2 separate regions of the Homo sapiens genome follow, and region 1 is linked to region 2. A link is an interaction called in ENCODE POLR2A ChIA-PET data of the cell type or tissue named here. Cell type or tissue: Caco-2. All regions are shown on one strand. Each heading gives the region's core, and the rest is flanking DNA. Links, peaks and the distances in the headings are about the cores only.

What was found. Peaks named below come from ENCODE experiments on the same cell type or tissue, not always from the same donor. Only the 100,000 strongest peaks of a DNase experiment are listed, where the experiment ranks them.
Region 1: POLR2A ChIA-PET joins it to region 2 with 5 read pairs; 3 of 35 experiments call an interaction of 5 or more read pairs at or near these places.

Annotation. Positions count from the first base shown.
Region 1 is chr12:89,311,554-89,321,129 of GRCh38, forward strand. It overlaps the pseudogene MRPS6P4. Among named protein-coding and RNA genes, the nearest start is that of DUSP6, 36 kb to the right of the region's middle. In Caco-2, for the core only: no CTCF peak of the experiment used is centred there; a DNase peak (open chromatin) is centred at 5,294.
Region 2 is chr12:89,381,496-89,391,071 of GRCh38, forward strand. All of the region lies in intron 9 of POC1B-DUSP6 (POC1B-DUSP6 readthrough), which reads right to left. It overlaps LOC124902980 (a long non-coding RNA gene), which reads left to right and starts at 644. Exons shown (of 2, transcript XR_007063400.1): 1 at 644-5,023. In Caco-2, for the core only: no CTCF peak of the experiment used is centred there; a DNase peak (open chromatin) is centred at 4,856.

The DNA of each region.
Region 1 (9,576 bases), core at 4,106-6,605, 69 kb before region 2:
AGGTGCTCCATACATATTTTTCAATCAAATAAAGTCACTTTCTCTATCAGCCCCACTTTGCTTTAAGTGGCCTACTATCAATAAAGTGTACACCATGTTGATGGAAATTGGTGTAACTTTTATGCCAGGAAAAGATCAGTAGACAATAACAGCACATCCTAACTCTATGTCTAAATCTATAGGCCTGAAATATTCCCTAAACTGCACCACTGGCATCATCAGCGAGTGAGAATAACTCAGTTTAATTACTTCACTGAACAGCTGAAAAACTGCCTGAATATGCCAAAAGTCCCATGGCCATGGTGATTTGCCCAGATCTCAGTTGTCCAAGCCCAGCCCTTAAATACAGGTGATGCTTTTCCCAGCGATCCAAATGGTTTGGGCATGCAGCTGAGATAACTCACAGTCATAATCACGAGAAAGCAGAGGACTTCTGTGTTCATTGTAGACACAGGCCTGTAAAAACTTATTCCTGGATCTCTGGGCAATTCTTCTGGCCACCTCCTCCAAGCATAGGAGATCTAAGTAACCTGTCATCCCATGCAGTCAACAATGGTTGTGCAAGTTCTCAATCACAATGCAAGGTATTCTTGATTAATTTGTGAATAGTTTGCTTCTGCCGCTTCAAGACCAACTAGCATGTTGTAGCATGTTGGGACAAGGCACAGTTTTAATATCATAAACTGAAATGTGAGTTGCAAGAAACCTTATGTTTTACATTTATTAAATTATTAGCAGAGATTTCCAGAAGACTGAAAACCCCAACTCCAGCAATGGTGTTTTCCAGTTTAACAACAGAACCTAAATTAAGATAAAATAATGCAGACTAGGCCTGCCACAGTGGCTCACACCTGTAATCCCAGCACTTCGGGAGGCTGAGGCAGGTGGATCACCTGAGGTCAGGAGTTCGAGACCAGCCTGGCCAACATGGTGAAACCCCATCTCTACTAAATATACAAAAAATTAGCTGGGTGTGGTGGCGTGCGCCTGTAATCCCAGCTACTTAGGAGGCTGAGGCAGGAGAATCACTTGAACCTGGGAGGTGGAGGTTGCAGTGAGCTGAGATCATGCCATTGCACTCCAGCCTGGGTGACAAGAACAAGACCCTGTCTCAAATAATAATAATAATAATAATGCATACTAGGGCTAAAAGATCTTGTTTGTTTTTTCAAAATGAACAGACCATGAACTATATCATTTTTGCCTGGGGTTTAGTAACTTCAAGATCATTTATGCAAAGACTTAAAGCAAAATTGGAAATTCCAGATTTATCTTTCATACTGAACAGATTCAGCAAATACTAATAATGCTCACCGTGTGTCAAGTACTGGGTCAGGGCCAGGCGCAGTGGCTCACTCCTATAATCCCAGCATTTTGGGAGGCCGAGGCGGGCAGATCACCTGAGGTCAGGAGTTTGAGACCAGCCTGGCCAACATGGTGAAACCATGTCTCTGCTAAAAATACACAAATTAGCAGGGCGTGGTGGTGCGTGCCTGTAGTCCCAGTTACTTGGGAGGCTGAGACAGGAGAATCGCTTGAACCCGGGAGGTGGAGGTTGCAGTGAGCCAAGATCACGCCACTGCACTCCAGCCTGGGCAACAGAGAAAGACTCTGTCTTAAAAAAAAAAAAAATGTGCTGGTCAGGCACCAAAATAAAATTATGAACATATGAACAAGGTGTTATTAAAAGTTTGTAGCACTTGTTAAATGTTGCATACATTTATCTTGCATTGCCTTCACAATCAGGATAGTACCTGTCCAACCCCAGAAAACATGCTCTCCAATTTTCAAGCTCAAAAAAATTTTTAAATAAAGACATAACTCAGAGTTAACCTCAATGAATGTGGTTGCTTAGGCATCTATAGTAATATCATTGACAATCAGCCATTGTTGATAAGCCTATGCAAGGTCAAATTCTGCAGAGATCTTGAATCTGGAAGGAAGAGTAGAAAGCAAGTTGACTGCAGAATCTGGATGTGGATTCATTCATCCATTTATTTTTTATAAATTTATTTATTCAACAGATATTTGGTGAGTCCCCGGTATGAGCATATCCCTTGCTAGGCATTGGAATACCATGGTGAATAAAATTATAAATCTTCCTCTATTTGCATTTATATTTTAGTGGGAGTGACATAATATAAACAGGCAGGCAAATTAAAAATATATAATTTCAGTAAGACTAAGTGTTACGATTAGGTAATAGAAACCAATTGATGTAGTGGGAGGCAAAATGCATGGTGAACATCTCAGGTGGACTGTATTTTGGCAGAGAAAACGGCACACACACACACATACACACACACACAATGAGGTTACATTTAGTTTCCATTTTAATTAAGCAAAATACCAAGAATATTGCTGAAGCAAGGGGCCCAAAGAAAGAAGGAATGGATCCAATATGTTTCAGCTCAACTCCCCAACCTTCCCTGACGTTTCCAAAGAGATGTTACAACCACCAGTGATACTATTCATGGTATTTTTTGCAGAGCAAATTCAGGGTGTAGTAAAGAATTATCAGCTTCTGAGATGAAAAATAAAATACACCAAGACAACAGCCTTGCAAGTCATATTATTACATTGAGAAAAAAATTCAGATCACTTTATTCTTTCCGTCAGCATATAAAAAATTGAGTCTGGAAGGTTTAGATCATAGAGGTCTACCATGATGTGGAAGAGAAGCCTACCCTCCTATCACAGCTAGGTCATCTCTATGGTAAACAGAGTGTCATAAAGGAAGTGAAAGAAAGTCTGTCCTTTTCTGGACATAATATTGAAGAAAAAGAGAGAGAAGAGAGGAAAAGAGACCAGTTAATTTGTGCCTCCAAATTTTCTTCATCTTGGCTTCATCTAGGAAAAAAAAATGTTAGAAAAGTGAGATACCAATGAGATCAGCTACCCCAAATTGGAAGTTTGAAAGGGGCTGCTTAGCCAAGTATCCAATCTGAGGCACAGTCACCGAAAGTAACCATAGCAGTACCCTGTGGTTAGGCAAAAAGCCTTGAGCTTCAGTGTTCCCAAGTCACACTCATTTCCCTGTTGCTTAGGTTCAGAATGAGTATAATCCAGTAGGCTAACTATGGAGCCCACCAGAGCAAAGCATAAGGACTCCACAACAGAAGCTGAGTACGACCCCTGGAACACAAGGCCAGATGGAGGACCTGCCAGAGACTCTGTGGTTGATGCCAAAACAGCTAGGGGCCACATTAGTAGCATTGCCTGAGCCAAAAGAACAGTCCACAAGTTTATATGCTACAGTCCTCAGCTCTGAAAGCCAGGAGATAACTTAGAGATCAAAAAACCAAAGGCCATGACCTTAGGGCCCAGAAGACACCATACCTAAAGACCCGCAAATCTTCTCTTTGTTTGGACTGTCCAAGCTTCAGCAATACTCACGTCCACACTCACATGGACTCAATGCTGTAGACAGGGACAAGAGGCAGTGAAAACTATCTGAGAATGAATATTTTTATTCATATGAGAGACTAAATATTACCTAAAGAGATTGTTTAAATTGTCAGATTGAACGAATTTTAAAACATACTAGCAATTTAATTAAGTTTTCCCACAAACCAGTAGGTAGGAGGTCCTAGATGAGACAGGCTCTAGACAAAATAAAGGAGCTATGTTTCTTTGCACATCTAAATTGTGCTGAGTTAAATGCTGAACCCTGCCACACAAGCTACAAGATTTGCCCAGTTTCTCTCAGACTGCCTGTAGGGCTAATGTACTGGGGTCAGAGAAAGAGCTGCTGCTAGGCATGAGTCCGAACTATGCAGAACTGAAATAATTATTTGCAGAATAGTCACTTATTCTATTAAGAATTAAATTAAGAAGTTCCTTCTAAATAGAGAAGGCAGTGACTACTTTCTGAAGCCTAGATGTTTGACAGGTGTCAAAACTTTTTTTTTCCAGGGGTTGAAAGTTAGAGGCTTGACAATGCAAGGCACATCATCCAAGAGACAACACTTTCTAGAAATATAATGGTTTCAGAGGGGTTTGTTTATGAGGAAAAAGAGGTGGGAATAATCAAAGCTCCCATAATAAGTACATCTTTCCACAAACGTGGACCTCAAATTATTTTAGTTTGTTAGTTTTAAAAGATCACAAATGAATTTAAGAAGTAAATAAGAAAAATGCTCTCAAATATCAAACCCTGGTTTGTTTTGGAGAAAGTTAAATATAATAATGAATATGAGTCAGCAATGTAAGTGTGATTTTTATGAATTCTCCTCATATTATAAAAGTTCAAATACTAAGATAAAATAAGATGAATGGACCTATTTTTAAGAAAAATATAAAAACCATACTATAAAACAATGATTTTCTAAAGCTAAAAGATTCTTCTTCCAAAGAGAAAGAGGAAAAAAAAGCCAATTCATTGAAACCATTTAAGAATATTTATTTCCATTCATGTTTTTTTCAAAGTTGTATAAAATAGGTCTCTGCTAAAATAATTGAAAGTTAGCTTGCTGACAAAAATACATCTCAGAAAGAAAAGAAAACAGTGGCATTGTCATTAGTCCTTTCCTGTTTCTGCGTAGTAAAAAATAAAAATAAAAAGCGTCTGTCTCCATTGTTCTTCTAACATCTTTTTATAATCAACTTTAATGTTTTCACATGATATTACGTTACATCTTCTTAAACGGAATAATAAATATATCTTTTACTCTGCAAATCAATCAGGTATAACCTGTGGTTTCTGCTTTCAAACTAAAGTTTTCCTTCTCAGAGCATGATTTGTTGTGAAGTAAGACACTTCAAAGGGCTTCCAGCTTAATTTTTAAGACGCCCTCTCACCCAGCAAAACTTTCCATACTTGTTAAATCTTATAACCTCCGATAACCCTTAATACTTAGAGGTGAGGAGGTGACTGATCATTCGCACTTTCCCAGAAGAGTTCCCTGCTCCTACTTGCCTGAAATAATGTTTTAATATTTAGCTTAATCTTCTTGCTCACAAATTACAAGCCTATAACCATTACCTAAGGAGTGACACCAGGAAACAAGGGTGTATTATTACTGCACCACTGCCCCTTAATATTTCCAATTTACTCCTTTCATGCTGGGGCTTTCCAAGAGACCTCACTTATTCTTAAATTCTAGGAACACAGGAGCTAAGAAAAGCTCTGTTGTGTGGCAGACAGCTCCAGATCTGGTGTTCATAGGGAAGGGGAAATCAAATGGGGCCATCCATTAATGGGTCAGTCCAGAGTCATTATGAAACCCCTGGCTTTTCAAATGACCGATGGGCCTCTTGTCCTTTCTTGGGCCCGGGCCTCTCAGACTGCAGGCTGTTTGCATTCAGTCAACACCTCAATTTTATAGGTCTGTGGAGCCAAAGATTACAAGACTTTTGAACTCCAGGCTGCCTTCTGTCTGGCTACACCCCCTGTTTCTGGAGCCCAAATCTTTTTTAACAACTCTACAAAAACAAGCAATTAGGATAAGGTCTGTTAATCCTCTCCTTTCGACCTCAAGGTAATTACGTATTCAGAACCAACCAGTGGGGAAGCAGAAAGAGCACTACCAATGCCTGCAGCTATTTAGAGAGGGATCCAAATGTGCTTCAAGGGAATGACCAGGACTGATACAGGTCCCTTAAAAAGGTTCTACTATTGTTTCATGGGAAGCTAGGTACAGGGCTAAGCTAGATTTTTAAGGAAACAAAGAAATGTAAAAATTAAAAATGAAAAGAAAAAGTCAAGGAGACTTTTTAAAAGGCTCAAAATGTACTGGAGCATTCATTGATCTGGTAACTGTCTTCCTCCACTAGGTAACGGCACATCTGGTTTCTCCAAATACAATAGCCCATACCTCTTTTTTTTTCTTAACTCACACTGTTAGTGAACTTTAGTCCATTAACAGCTATGAAATTTTGTCTAGGCAATTTATATTAAATTAAGAACACAGTCTTTTTAGTTACTCAAAATAAATGATAAATAGTACAGGAAAAATGTATAATGTTCCTTTACTTTTAAAACTGTATTTTATGTTGAATCTAAATTAGTAATATATGTGATAACAGTAATTAATAAAAATCATAATTAATAATTAGCAATATACAATCAGCAAAGGGTAGAGAAAGAAAAGGAATTTTTTTATTCTTGTCAACAAATATTTATCTATAAAATATGTCAGTGGTCATCTCTACACTAATCTGGCATCTTTTCAAACAAGTCTGTGGTTTTTCTATAAACCTTTTTTTTTTTTTTTTTGAGACAGAGTCTCGTTCTGTCACCCAGGCTGGAGTGCAGTGGCGCGATCTCGGCTCACTGCAAGCTCCGCCTCCCGGGTTCACGCCATTCTCCTGCCTCAGCCTCCTGAGTAGCTGGGACCACAGGCACCCACCACCACGCCCGGCTAATTTTTTGTATTTTTAGTAGAGACGGGATTTCACCATGTTAGCCAGGGTGGTCTCGATCTCCTGACCTCGTGATCCGCCCACCTCAGTCTCCCAATGAAAGCATTCTACTGATAGTCTTTATCTCTTTCTACTTCATATAATACTTTTATGAAACAGTTTTATATTTCCTATTGTACCGATTAGGTTTCTGAGAGCAATATCATATCTAGCTTGTCATTGTATCTGCCCAAGATGTCTCGCATATACATACATATACATATATATAATGTCTCATTAAATTGCACCAACCAACTCAATATTTCTCTAGTGAATGCCAGATACGTGGGATATTAAAACATTTTATGGGGGAAGACATTTCTATATTTAAATAAGATCGACAAGCACTAGATTTTAAAAAGAGACAATCATTTGCTTACTACAGTATTTTGTAAAGTCTTCACTATACTATACTAATGTGCATTGTGACAAAAAGTGGGATTGAACATATGATATTTCTCAAACTTATCTGACTCCTTATCTCTTTCACACTGATCATCCTGAAGAACGAATGTTACAAAGAACATATTTGGGAAAATATTACTGTATGTCATAATGCACCTCAACTATGCTAAGAACTCCAACTTGATGGGCTTTGAGGAATAAGAAGGAAGATAAGAAGGAAGTTTTCCCCTCAATTCCTAAAGTCTAAGACCAGCCCAAAGAGTAGTAGGATAAAAGTGTCCTGACCTACAATGAAAATTCCCTTCCCCCGCAAACAATTGAGATGTCCAGAGGAAAACAATCTGAGTAAATTGTGTAACATTATGTGTAAAAAGCCAATTCTGTGTCTCCAATTCCTAGAGATATTATACTTTTTAATATTTCTATTAACACTACCTTCTCAAAAATATCCCTAGATAGAAGAGAATAGATGTTAATAGTACAAATTGAAGTGTAGGGCAAATGTTTTTTAACAAAAAGTGATGGTATTTGAATGAGATCGTTATATGTCAGATCTTTGTTATAGAAAATAAAGAACACTGAGATTGTCAGAATCATTATCACCATCATTAGTTTTAATAATAGTAATTTTTATGCTATTCTCATCTGGTAAGCTTTGTTTTCATAATTTCTCTGTCATAATTAGTAATATTTCCCTAAGGCGTACTCTGTCCTGAATAGTCTTCTAAGGTTGCTCTATTCCTATTGGTTTTTGTTGCAAAACAAATCACTCCAAAACTGAATGGCATAAGCTTTTCATGACCCATGAGGCTTCAGATCCATCAATTCCAGCACGTTTATGTAGTCCTTCTAATCCTTATGACCCTTGTTCCATAAGCCTGGCCCTCCTATCCCCCAGGAGCTGCCTCAGTCCTGAGCCACGTGTGATGTGCTCAGACATGCCCTGCTTACTGTTGGCTTTGATTCTGAAAGCCTACAGCTGCCAGAGACAGCTCTGTCCCAATAGACGTGGGAGCAATAGCGAGAAACTTAGAAAATCTGGCCAAAATGAGCATTTCCTTATTAGATCTCCATCTACTGTCAACAGCATAATAGCAGATAATATTTCTTGGTGGATTTTTATGCACCAACATCTGTTGAAAGTATAATGGAATTTTTTTCTCAAGACATTGATATGATTAGACCTAATATTGTAAACCACCTACTAACCCAGGAAGTAAAAGAGTATAAAGGAATTTTCCTGGTCTCACTTGAAGAAAACTTATATCCCAAGAGGAAAATGTAAAAAAATTCAGCAGATTGCATCTTTATTCTTAGTTTTCTCTAACATGAACATCATTAATTTAGTTTACAAATTTGACCTTCATCCGTTTAGGAATGTGCCGCAGGTGCCATTTGAATTTTTGATAGTATTTTTAGCTTTTGATCCCCTCTGCAGTGAGAGGGAAGTGAAACAGCTTGCTTAGAGCTGTTCTATAAATCTGTGGTACCAGCATATCCTTTTGATTTACCTTTCATTGCTTAAATTTCTTTGCCAATGAGGACTTTTGCTTTATAACAACAGTTTCAGGAGTTTTGTCAGGCAACAATATCAATATCACCATTTTATAAAGCAAAATTTATGAAAACTGCCTTAGATTGCTAGCTAGTCATTCAGATTCTTTTAAGCATGCAAAAATAGACTTCTTAAAAATTGCAATAGATATAAGATTTGAATGGGATAGTGAATGTGGTATTTTAAACAAACATGCCAAAAAGTAGATATTAAGTGGCATACAGCACCAATGATTTATTATTTCTCTTAGTTCTGGTCTGAGTCAACTTGACACAAACCAAAGGTCTAAGATGGTCTCAGTCACATGCCTAAGACCTCAGCCAGAAACGCTGAGATGGTTGGTCTCTCTCCACATGGTTTCTTATTCTCTCTCTTTTTTTTTTTTTGCCGAGATGGAGTTTCACTCTTGTTGCCCAGGCTGGAGTGCAATGGTCTCCGCTCACAGCAACCTCCGCCTCCCAGGTTCAAGCCATTCTCCTGCCTCAGGCTCCGGAGTAGATGGGACTACAGGCATGCACCACCACACCTGGCTAATTTTGTATTTTTAGTAGAGACGGGGTTTCTCCATGTTGGTCAGGCTGGTCTCGAACTCCGGACCTCAGGTGATCTGCCCACCTCAGCCTCCCAAAGTGCTGGGATTACAGGCGTGAGCCACCGCGCCTGGCGGTTTCTTATTCTCTAATAAGTCAGTTTAGTTTGCTTCAAAAGGTGGTCTCCAGGTTCCCAGCAGCAAGGAAGCAAACCTGAATGTGCAAGTACTTCTCAAATATCTTCTGCGTCATGGTTGCTAATGTCTCATGGGGCAAAAAATAAGCCACATGGTCAAATCCATATACAAGGAGTAGAGAAATAAACTCCTCTGTTTGGTGGAGAAGTGGCAAGTCACATGGCAAAGGGGCATTTGGATAGGGATGGAAGGAATGGTCATAGCCTTCTTTGCAAAACATCTACTTAGCTACTGCTGTGGCCACAGTAAAAACTGAGATGAGCATTCCCAGCTGAGCTCAGCACAGATTGCTGACTCACACAATTGTGAGCAAATCAATGATGGCCATGTAGGCCACTAACTTTTGGGGCCCTTTTTTCTACTGCCAAAGCTAACTGAAACAATTTCTGAACCCATATGGTAGGTAAAAGTTCCAAAATTTTCTCAGTTTCCTTTTTCAAACTCATCTTTTTTTTAATGCTGATGAATTTTAAATTAGAGACATCAC
Region 2 (9,576 bases), core at 3,303-5,802:
TCCATCACGAAGGGCGCTGCTGCTGTGGGTTTGACTGGGATTACCCATGATATTTTAGGAATATGATATTCTGGGAAAGAGGACATACCCCCCAACATACACACACTCCTAAAAAGTATATATCCCTGTAATTTGCTACCATCATTTGTCAAAAATTATTAGCTTCAAGCCTTTATGGGGGCCCTGGCTCAGAGACCATTCAGGAAAAGAACCAAATTTCCAGTGGCATCTATCTGTTCTAATGCCAGCACTGTGGTCATAGGAAGCCATCCACAGAGGATACAACATACCTAATTATTATTTGGCATCAAAAACACCAGGAGCAGGAATATTGATGACATATTAACAGTGACTTCTGAATGTATAACCATATTTGCCTGATTCATCCATCCCTATAAAAATTGATCAAGCTGGGCGCAGTGGCTCATACCTGTAATCCCAGCACTTTGGGAGGCTGAGGCTGGAGGATCAGCATAAGCCCAGGAGTTTAAGACCAGCCCAGACAGCACAGTGAGACCTCATATTTACAAAACTTAAAAAAAAATAGCTTGATATTTTGGCATATGTCTATAATCTCAGCTACTAGGGAGGCTGAGGCAGGAGGATTGCTTGAGCCCAAGAGGTTGAGGCTGCAGCAAGCTATAATCATGCCACTGCACTCCAGCCTTGGCAACAGAGCAAGATGCTCTCTCTCTCTCTCTCTCTTTTTTAAATGATCAGTTTAGTGATAACAGAGTGGAAACCACATATAAATAAACTTTATTACAATAATGTGTCCTCTACTAATGAAAGTTAAGATTTATCTAACATCTCTTATGAACCAGCCCCTATGCTAAGTGTTTCATGTAATTATCTCATATAATCTTTACCACAGCCTTTTAAGTTAGGTGCTGTTATTATAACCATTTTACAGATGAGGAAATTGAGGCTCCGAAAGGTAAACTGTTTTGCCCAACAATATATAGCTACATGGTGATAGAACTAGTGTTTGAAAGTTGGGCGGTCCGACTGTAAAATCTCTTTCCTAATCACTGTTCTAATTGGTGCACAGATTATTAGAGTTAGACCTTAGTTGAACTTCCTATTTTAGACAGATGGAAGCAGAGGCCCTAGCAGATTAAGGATCTGCTTAACGTCTTCACCAACAGAATGAGACTTGCTTCTACATTGCCTCTCAACTGGAGAAGAGCTGGAATGAGTCTTTTGATTTTCGCCTATAGATTTACAGAAGAATATCTTTTGAGAATTTGAGTAGAGAATATCCATGCCATGTAAAGTGGAATCTTGACAAACTTGTACTCATGAACCCCGTTATGAGGTTGTCTATTCAACCATAAGAAACATTTCTAAGTGACTAAAAACTAGCCATATTCTAGTAGGAGTCCCCTATTCTACCTAGGTCTGTTCTGATAAGAGAAACCTGGAGCAATCTGTTTCAAAACAATAAATTTATCTGAAGCTTCCAGAGGAGTCATCTTTGAAAAACTCATAAGCAAGGAGTTAACTGTTGTAATAAGCCGATGGTAATAGTGCAGGTTTTATTACTTTTGTTTTGGTTGGTTTTCTTTTCTTCTTTTTTTCTTTTTTGAGTTCAATAAACCACACTGAATGTTAATAATCCATTAGTTCTAGAGGAAACATTTTTAGCTCCAAGAAAATTACTTTTTCCTCCCAAATCTGAACCTGTAAACACCAAAGCTCTTTGTCTTATAAAAAGGCTTAGCGTTAGTTGTTTCAACAAGATTAGCCCTGTTGATCTGAAGCACCTGTGCTTCCAGAAAATGTAGGACATTATCAATTTTTAACATTTGTCCAGGAAGCTGTGCTTGGACTAATGTTATTTATCCAGCTGGGTATACTGACTAGGACAGAGCAGATGAAAGTAGTTGGGGATTGTGTAACATCTAAGATTGGCCCTGATAATCAATCCAGCCTGGAGCACATGGACATGATTACAAAATACCATCTTCCCTTTTTTTCAGGATACTGATAAAACAGAAGGCAGTGCTATCTGCCATAATCCACTTCAAGAATTCTGCGGACCTGTTTTTAGGTCACTTAGTTGTTCTGCTTAGTTTTCTGGATGGTGAGCACACAGAAGGCACAAGATGAAAACTCTAACACACAATTTGCATCAATGACACCCTTGGGGTTGTTAAAAGAACAAATAAAAAGGGGTGTGGGAGGAGGTCTGTGGAACTGTGTGCGCCACCTCCGTATGGGCTTACTTTGGCCTTCTCCAGGGAGGAACTCTGTGCAACTGCATCCCCATTCCTGTCCCCTCCGCCTGCACACACTGGAATAGCAAGAAGGCAGCAGAGAGCACACAAAAAGACACTCAGTAGGGGAAACAGTCCCACTGTTTAACCTTGGGTGTTCAATGAACACAGTAGGGCTGGGGGCGGGAGGGCCAAAACAGGAAGAGGAAAAATACAAGATGGTTTGGTAAGAAAGCAAAAATAGAAAGAGTCCCAAATTTTTAAAAATAAAAATAAAATCAAAACCAAAAACCACAGGCTGCATTTATCTGAGAAGCGAGAAAGTGAAGGAAGCAATTTAAACTAGAACGATGCAAAAGTGGCAGGCGGCACAGGGAGCTCCCACTGCCTTCCCCAGCAGGACTGCAAGGGTGGGAGGATCCATTCAAACCAAGCACCTCCAAGCTTGGCAAAGGATTGCTCTCTGAATGACGCCAGGCCTCACCCAGCTGCTTGGAAACAAGCTTGCATGAAGGTAGGAGGGAAAGGATTGCAGAGAACCTGCTGGCGTGCTTCTTCCCTATCTGAGTTTGAATGCTTCTCAGAGAACTTTAAAGGCTGACGGCTAAATTTAATCAGAGTTAAATCATTGAAATGAAGATGTTCTCATGCAATACAAATGAAAAGTGATTCTGCCAGTGCTTTCCCTATAAGGCAATGAATGGTACAGGCTCCTAAGGAGCAGCCCAGCAGTTTGGAAATGTTATGAATTCAGGGGAGGCAGGAAATGTGAAAGTCTGGTTCATTGCTACTATTGTCTTCCGGGGATTTTTGGCCTGGAGGTGAAACAGGCAGGGTTTTACAGCTGGTATTGTGCAATGACTGAGCACTTGCTCGCTCCCAGTTCAGTAAAATTCTTCATACATGGCATCCTAACTACATTATTTCAGACAGCTGTTTTCTCTAAGGAACTCCAAATATTTTCTGCAAAGGCACTTACATAAACCTTACAACCGTGGACTTAGACTGAATGAAACATTAGTTTGTTGTTTCAAGACAGTTTGGCAATCTGATTTGTGCCAGTTTAATCATTTTAGAAAATGTACAGGTCCAGTTCTGGTTCAGACTGGCTTATCTTCACATGATTTATTTTCCATAAAAGTAAATGTTAAATCATAGTGATAAGTCATGTATGCTTGATACAATGTGACGAGAAGAGCACTTTACCTCTGTAAGCTGTGCTTCCAAAAACCCGTAACTCCTGTCTAACCACAGGAAGAACATTAAATAAACCCAAATTGAAAAACATTCTACAGATTACCTCACTAGTTCTCCCCAGGGTCATCCCAAACCAGGAAAGTCTGGAAAACTGTCACAGTCCAGAGAAGCCTAAAGAGACATGACAACTAAATGTAATGCAGTATCCTGTTGATACATTGCTATTGACCTTTCCTGGAACAGGAAAGGATGCGGGGGAGAGACCAAGGCAATCTGAATAAAGTATGGTCTGCAGTCAATAGTAATGTATCAATTTTGGTTCCTTAATTGTGACAAGTATACATAATATAGGATGTTGACAATAAGCAAACTAGATGTGCAATACATGGAAACCTTCTATATTCACAACTTTTCTACAGATCTAAACTAGTCTAAAATTAAATGCTTATTAAAAAATAAATGTCACACCTGTAATCCCAACCCTTTGGGAGGCCAAGGCAGGAGGATCGCTTGAGCTCAGGAGTTTGAGACCAGCCTGTGCAACATGGTGAAACCCTGTCTCTACAAAAAATACAAAAGTTAGCTGGGTATGGTGGTGCACGCCTGTAGTCCCAGCTACTCTGGAGGTTGAGGTGGGAGGATGGTTTGAGCCTGGAAGGCAGAGCTTGCAGTGAGCACAGATTGTGCCACTATACTCCAGCCTGGGTGACAGAGTGAGACCCTGTCTCAGAAAAAAAAAAAAAAAAAAAAAGTCAAAAGTTAGTCTCATGAGTCTGCAAAATCAGTAATTTGAATCCATTTCAGGTTTCAAATCATGGTTGGTTTAGATCCCTGTTCCTAGTGTCCTATTTTTATTGGAATTTTACCAAGAGGAAAATTGAAACATAAAGACAGGGCTGAACACAAGGTGAGGGCTGATGTGACAAAGGAGAATTTCTCTTCTGGAACTCATCTACCTGGCTCTCCACTCAAGCACCTGGCCTCTGGACATTGCCTAATTACCTTCTGCCAAGATAGTGGGTAATAAAGGAATTTCAGGTGTTACCTTTGTAAGAGTTTATGTATTTTAATGGGATATTATGAAGAGAGAAAATGGGTGCTGAGGAATGATTTCAGCCCCTACCCAAACAACACAGGGTAGTCACTTAGTTTTACGGCAGCGGCTATCATTTCTGAGACTTAAAGGCACGACTCCCTGGAGACAATCCGGGATAATGTGACTTCTCAACTCACGCATATGAAATACAGTCAGTGTGGGAGTGAGTCCTGGAGCCATGACAGCAAGAGGCCAGCCTCTAAGAGATGATCCGTACCTTGCTTTTCGGTCTTTAATAACTTGAGATATTGCTGCCAGCTACTTAACCAAGCTCTGCAACTGCTGTAATGAGAAAGTGATGACCTTTGGACTTACAAAGTCCTGCACTCAAGTCCCCCATGTCCAAATTTGCCACTTCCTGGATGTGTGGCCCAGGTCAGCCTACTTAATCTTGCTGATATTCCAGTTTTTCATCAGGAACAAGGCTGATCATAATACTACCTTGAAGGATTGCTGTGAGGACTAGCTAGAGGGATTGTGTGAGAGTCCCTTGCCCAATGTCTGGAACACAGTAGGTATTGAACAAATATTCTTTCCTTTTGCCCTTTCCCTCCTTTCTCACACAGCAGGACAGTGGAGACAGGCACAGCCTGGCAGCTCAGCTCCTCTCACAAATCGTTCTCTCTGTTCTCACGAGATTAGCATTTCTAATAGGATCAGGAATTCTTTCTAATTCATTGATTATTAATCCTGATGTTTGCAAATAATCTCTCCTGATTTGCGCAGAACCAAGAACTTAATGCTCTTTCAGGGTTTAAATTTATTTATTATTATTTTGTTGTTATTCAGTGGAAAGGTCCAATTTTATTCCACCAGAAATTGTCTGGATGGCTCTCCTGCTAGATAATTAAAGCTAATGGAGCCCAGGAGCTATGCAAAGTAGACACTAAAAGAGGATTGTTTAAAACAAGATGGGAACCGTCTGCTAATAGTGCCTTGCAGCCAGAGATGTCAGGACATCTCAGTAGAATTGTGGTAACAAATAAGCAAGAAGCAAGGTACCTAAGAGAGCTAAGAGTGGTGGGGAGAAGAAGAAAAACAGAGCAAGCAGGCAGACAGGGTAAATAGGGAGAGACCCCTCAATACAGAGACGGTCTAGAGGTGAAAAAACTGGGGAAAGCTGTTTCTGAAATCTTCATAGGGGACTTCGAAGGGAAAAATTTCCCAACATCCAGGCCTTTTATAATTTTGAGTAACAGCTGCCTTCACAGTAAATGTGTTTCTGTCATGATACGTGTACAAGTACATCCCTTATTCCAGGCCTGTCCTCACAGTGTGGCCTGCCGAACTGTGCAGTTTACATCTAACCGACATAGAAAGCTTCTGCCTTTCAGCAAATCAAACGAGCATTCGAGTTAAATGGCCACACTTTCATTATTGTTCTTATTATTCACAGTCTGCATTACTACCACAACAGTGGCACCGTTAAGCAATCCGTCATTTGGGCCAAACGTGAGTTTGAGGAATTCCACAGAGATCTTTTCATATTTGACCCAATAGAGTCTTCCAAGGAGTCTTCTGAACCACTGGGGTCAGGAAGGAGACATGAATTTTAAGGGTTTTACTACCAAATGTCCTTTGCTTTATTATTATCATTATTATTATTATTATTTTTAAACAGGGTCTTGCTCTATCTCCCAGGCTGGAGTACAGTGGCTGGAGCGTGGCCCACTGCAGCCTTGACCTCCCAGGCTCATGTGATCCTCCCACCTCTTGGCCTCCCGAGTAGCTGGGACTACAGGCACACACCACCACACACAGCTAATTATTGTTTTTTTTTTTTTTTTAGAGATGAGGTTTTGCCATGTTGCCCAGGCTGGTCTCAAACTCCTGAGTTCAAGCAATCCTCCCACCTTGGCCTCCCAGAGTGCTGGGGTTACGGGTATGAGCCACTGCACGTGTCCCTTTGCTATGTTTAGAAATTTTTAAAATAAAAAACAGTTATCCATGTTTATGGTAGAAAATTTTGAAAGTAAGAACCATCTAAATAAATATCACCCATTACCTCATTAACCAAGGATAATGCTATAAACATTACTGTTTTCTTTTTCTTTATTTATTTCTTCTTCTTCTTCTTTTTTTTTTGAGCCAGAGTCTCCCTCTGTCGCCAGGCTGGAGTGCAGTGGTGCAATCTCGGCTCACTGCAACCTCCGCCTCCCTGGTTCAAGCAATTCTCCTACCTCAGCCTCCCGAGTAGCTGGGACTACAGGCACCTGCCACCATGCCCAGCTAAATTTTCTTGTATTTTTAGTAGAGATGGGGTTTCACCATGTTGGCCAGGATGGTCTCAATCTCCTGACCTTGTGATCTGTCCACCTCAGCCTCCCGAAGTGCTGGTATTACAGGCATGAACCACCGCACCCGGCCTCTTCTTTTTCTTTCAAAATTGTGTTTACATTTTCAATATAAAAGTGGCATAGAAAATGTGGAAAACAGGGAAAAGAAGAAAAAAAGTCCATAATTATTCCACCTTAACTACTATCAAAATTTTGGTACATTTTTTCCTTAGGTTCTTTTTTGTCTTTATGAATAACATTCCTCCTTTAACATGGCAGCAACCAAACTGTATATACAATTTAGTATTATGACACTTTTGCCTGACATCATCAGAAGCTTTTTCAGGGTGACAAGTTTTGTTTTCAAAAATTTTCATTTCTACCAGCACTCTAATACTACATAGAGTAGTTATATTGTTGCTTACATTAAACTATTTCCCTAGAGTTAAAATTTAGTTTGTTTCCAGAATTTGTTATTAGAAATACCATTGTGTCAACAGTACTACACTAATAATTTTATTTTATTTTATTTTACTTTTGAGATGGAGTTTCACTCTTGTTGCCCAGCCTGGAATGCAATTGCACAATCTTGGCTCACCGGAACCTCCGCCTCCCAGGTTCAAGCGATTCTCCTGCCTCATTCTCCCAGGTAGCTGGGATTACAGGCATGTGCCACCATGCCCGGCTAATTTTGTATTTTTAGTAGAGATGGGGTTTCTCCATGTTGGTCAGGCTGGTCTCGAACTCCCGACCTCGTGTGATCCGCCTGCCTCGGCCTCCCAAAGTGCTGGGATTACAGGCGTGAGCCACCGCGCCCGGCCTATAAAATTTTTTAAAGATCCTGGAAGTGGTATAATTCTGTTATCTCAAGTTGTTTCTATTATGTAACAGACAATTATTGAGTGCCTTGATACATGCAGGATGTTAGAATAGCTAACAGAATAAGATATAGACCCTATACTCTGGAGACTAGTCATATAGCAGAGATAGATACTTATACCACACCTTTAAGTTCACCTTGAGAAGTACTACAATAGAAGTGCCAGGATCTAATGTACAGAAATCATTTGTTCTGTATTTGGCTCATAGTAAGTGCCCAGTAACAAAATGATGACAATAATGATGACTGCAGCCACCACACTTTTTCTTTTTGAGACAGAGTCTTGCTCTGTTGCCCAGGCTGGAGTGCAGTGGCACGATCTCAACTCACAGCAGTCTCCACCTCCCAGTTCCAGCGATTCTCCTGCCTCAGCCTCCCAGGTAGCTTCAATTACAGCATATGCCACCATGCCCAGCCAATTTTTGTATTTTTAGTAGAGGCAGGGTTTCACCATGTTGGCCAGGCTGGTCTCGAACTCCTGACCTCAGGTGATCTGCTTGCCTCGGCCTCCCAAAGTGCTGGGATTACAGGCGTGAGCCACTGCACCAGGCCAGCCACCACATTTCTCATAGAATCATTTAAATGCTGGTTTCCGTGATCCACATTTATAGAAAAACAAAATCAAGAGAGCAACGAAAAGTTACTCATTAATTATAAAATCACTGCTAACCCACTATATGTCTAGGCTATGGCAGCAAATAGCAAAGATTATGAAGTTCCTTTTAATTGCTAAGACAAAGTTCCTCATAGAACACAAACCACTTCCATAGTAATATACTAATAGTGTGAGGTCAAACCAACTTAAATGCTGTCAGACAGCATGACTGTCCTCTTCTGAACATGACATGGGTCAGATAGAGTTATTTTTAGATAAGAGATAAGTCAGCTTAACTACACTTCTATGTCTTTAAAAATAAAAGCCCATATAACTTTGGGGACCAAGACAGATTAAGGGAATGCTAAAATTTTCCATAGGTAGATTTTTTTTTTTTTTGCATGTAATTCCTGATTCCCACCATTGCTTTCAGCAGCCCGGTCCACAGACCTGAACAATGGTTAATGTTTAAAAAGGTACAGCGTGTTCTGCTTAACAACTCTGCTCATTTCCTCTTCCTGATGGTGCTGCTGTGATTGCAGAACTCAAGTAAGGGCTTTTTACTATATGAGAATACATGAGAAATGATGCTCAAGTCATAATAAATGTGAGATTAAGGTCACTTGAAGATAAGAAGGTTGCAGCCTTAAGGAAAAACTTCAGTTGGCTTGGACCTCTGCGGGGGCAGGTTTACTGTAGTTTGTGGAAATAACCCACAGCTACTACTGAAATATGTGTAAGGATTTCAGACAGGAAATGAAGGAAATGCTGCATTAAACTAAAAGCACTTTAGGATTTAAATAAGCCGAATATAGATTCTCTGGTGAGAATTTGATCAGGGCACTGCTGGCATTGGCCCACCCTCTCATCTACAGTAGTGGAATTACAGTCTGCCTATCAAGTCCAGAATACAAAGTGCTTTCAGTCCTCTGACTATCCTCTTTCCTCTTTTATTAATTCCATTTCTCATTAAAATCCCCTGTACAATGTTCCATGAGAGTGAGCTCAAGGCAGCTACTGACATTTCCCATAAATGATACGCCCAATCTTCTTCCTACTAATCCAATTAGTTCTACTTCCTTCAAACTTCATTCAAAACTCAACTCATCTGATCTATGCCTGATGACCTTACAGTCATTCCTTGTCACTGTAAACCCTCAGCAGTTATTGTTGACTGATTTGCTCACTATGACCATGTGTTTACTTGTGCCTGGCATTAGGCTTGGTGCTGGGGCTACACTGATGAGTAAACCCCAGTCACTGCCCTCATGGAGGTCACAGTTCACATGAAAAAAACATCCTAATAAACTGTG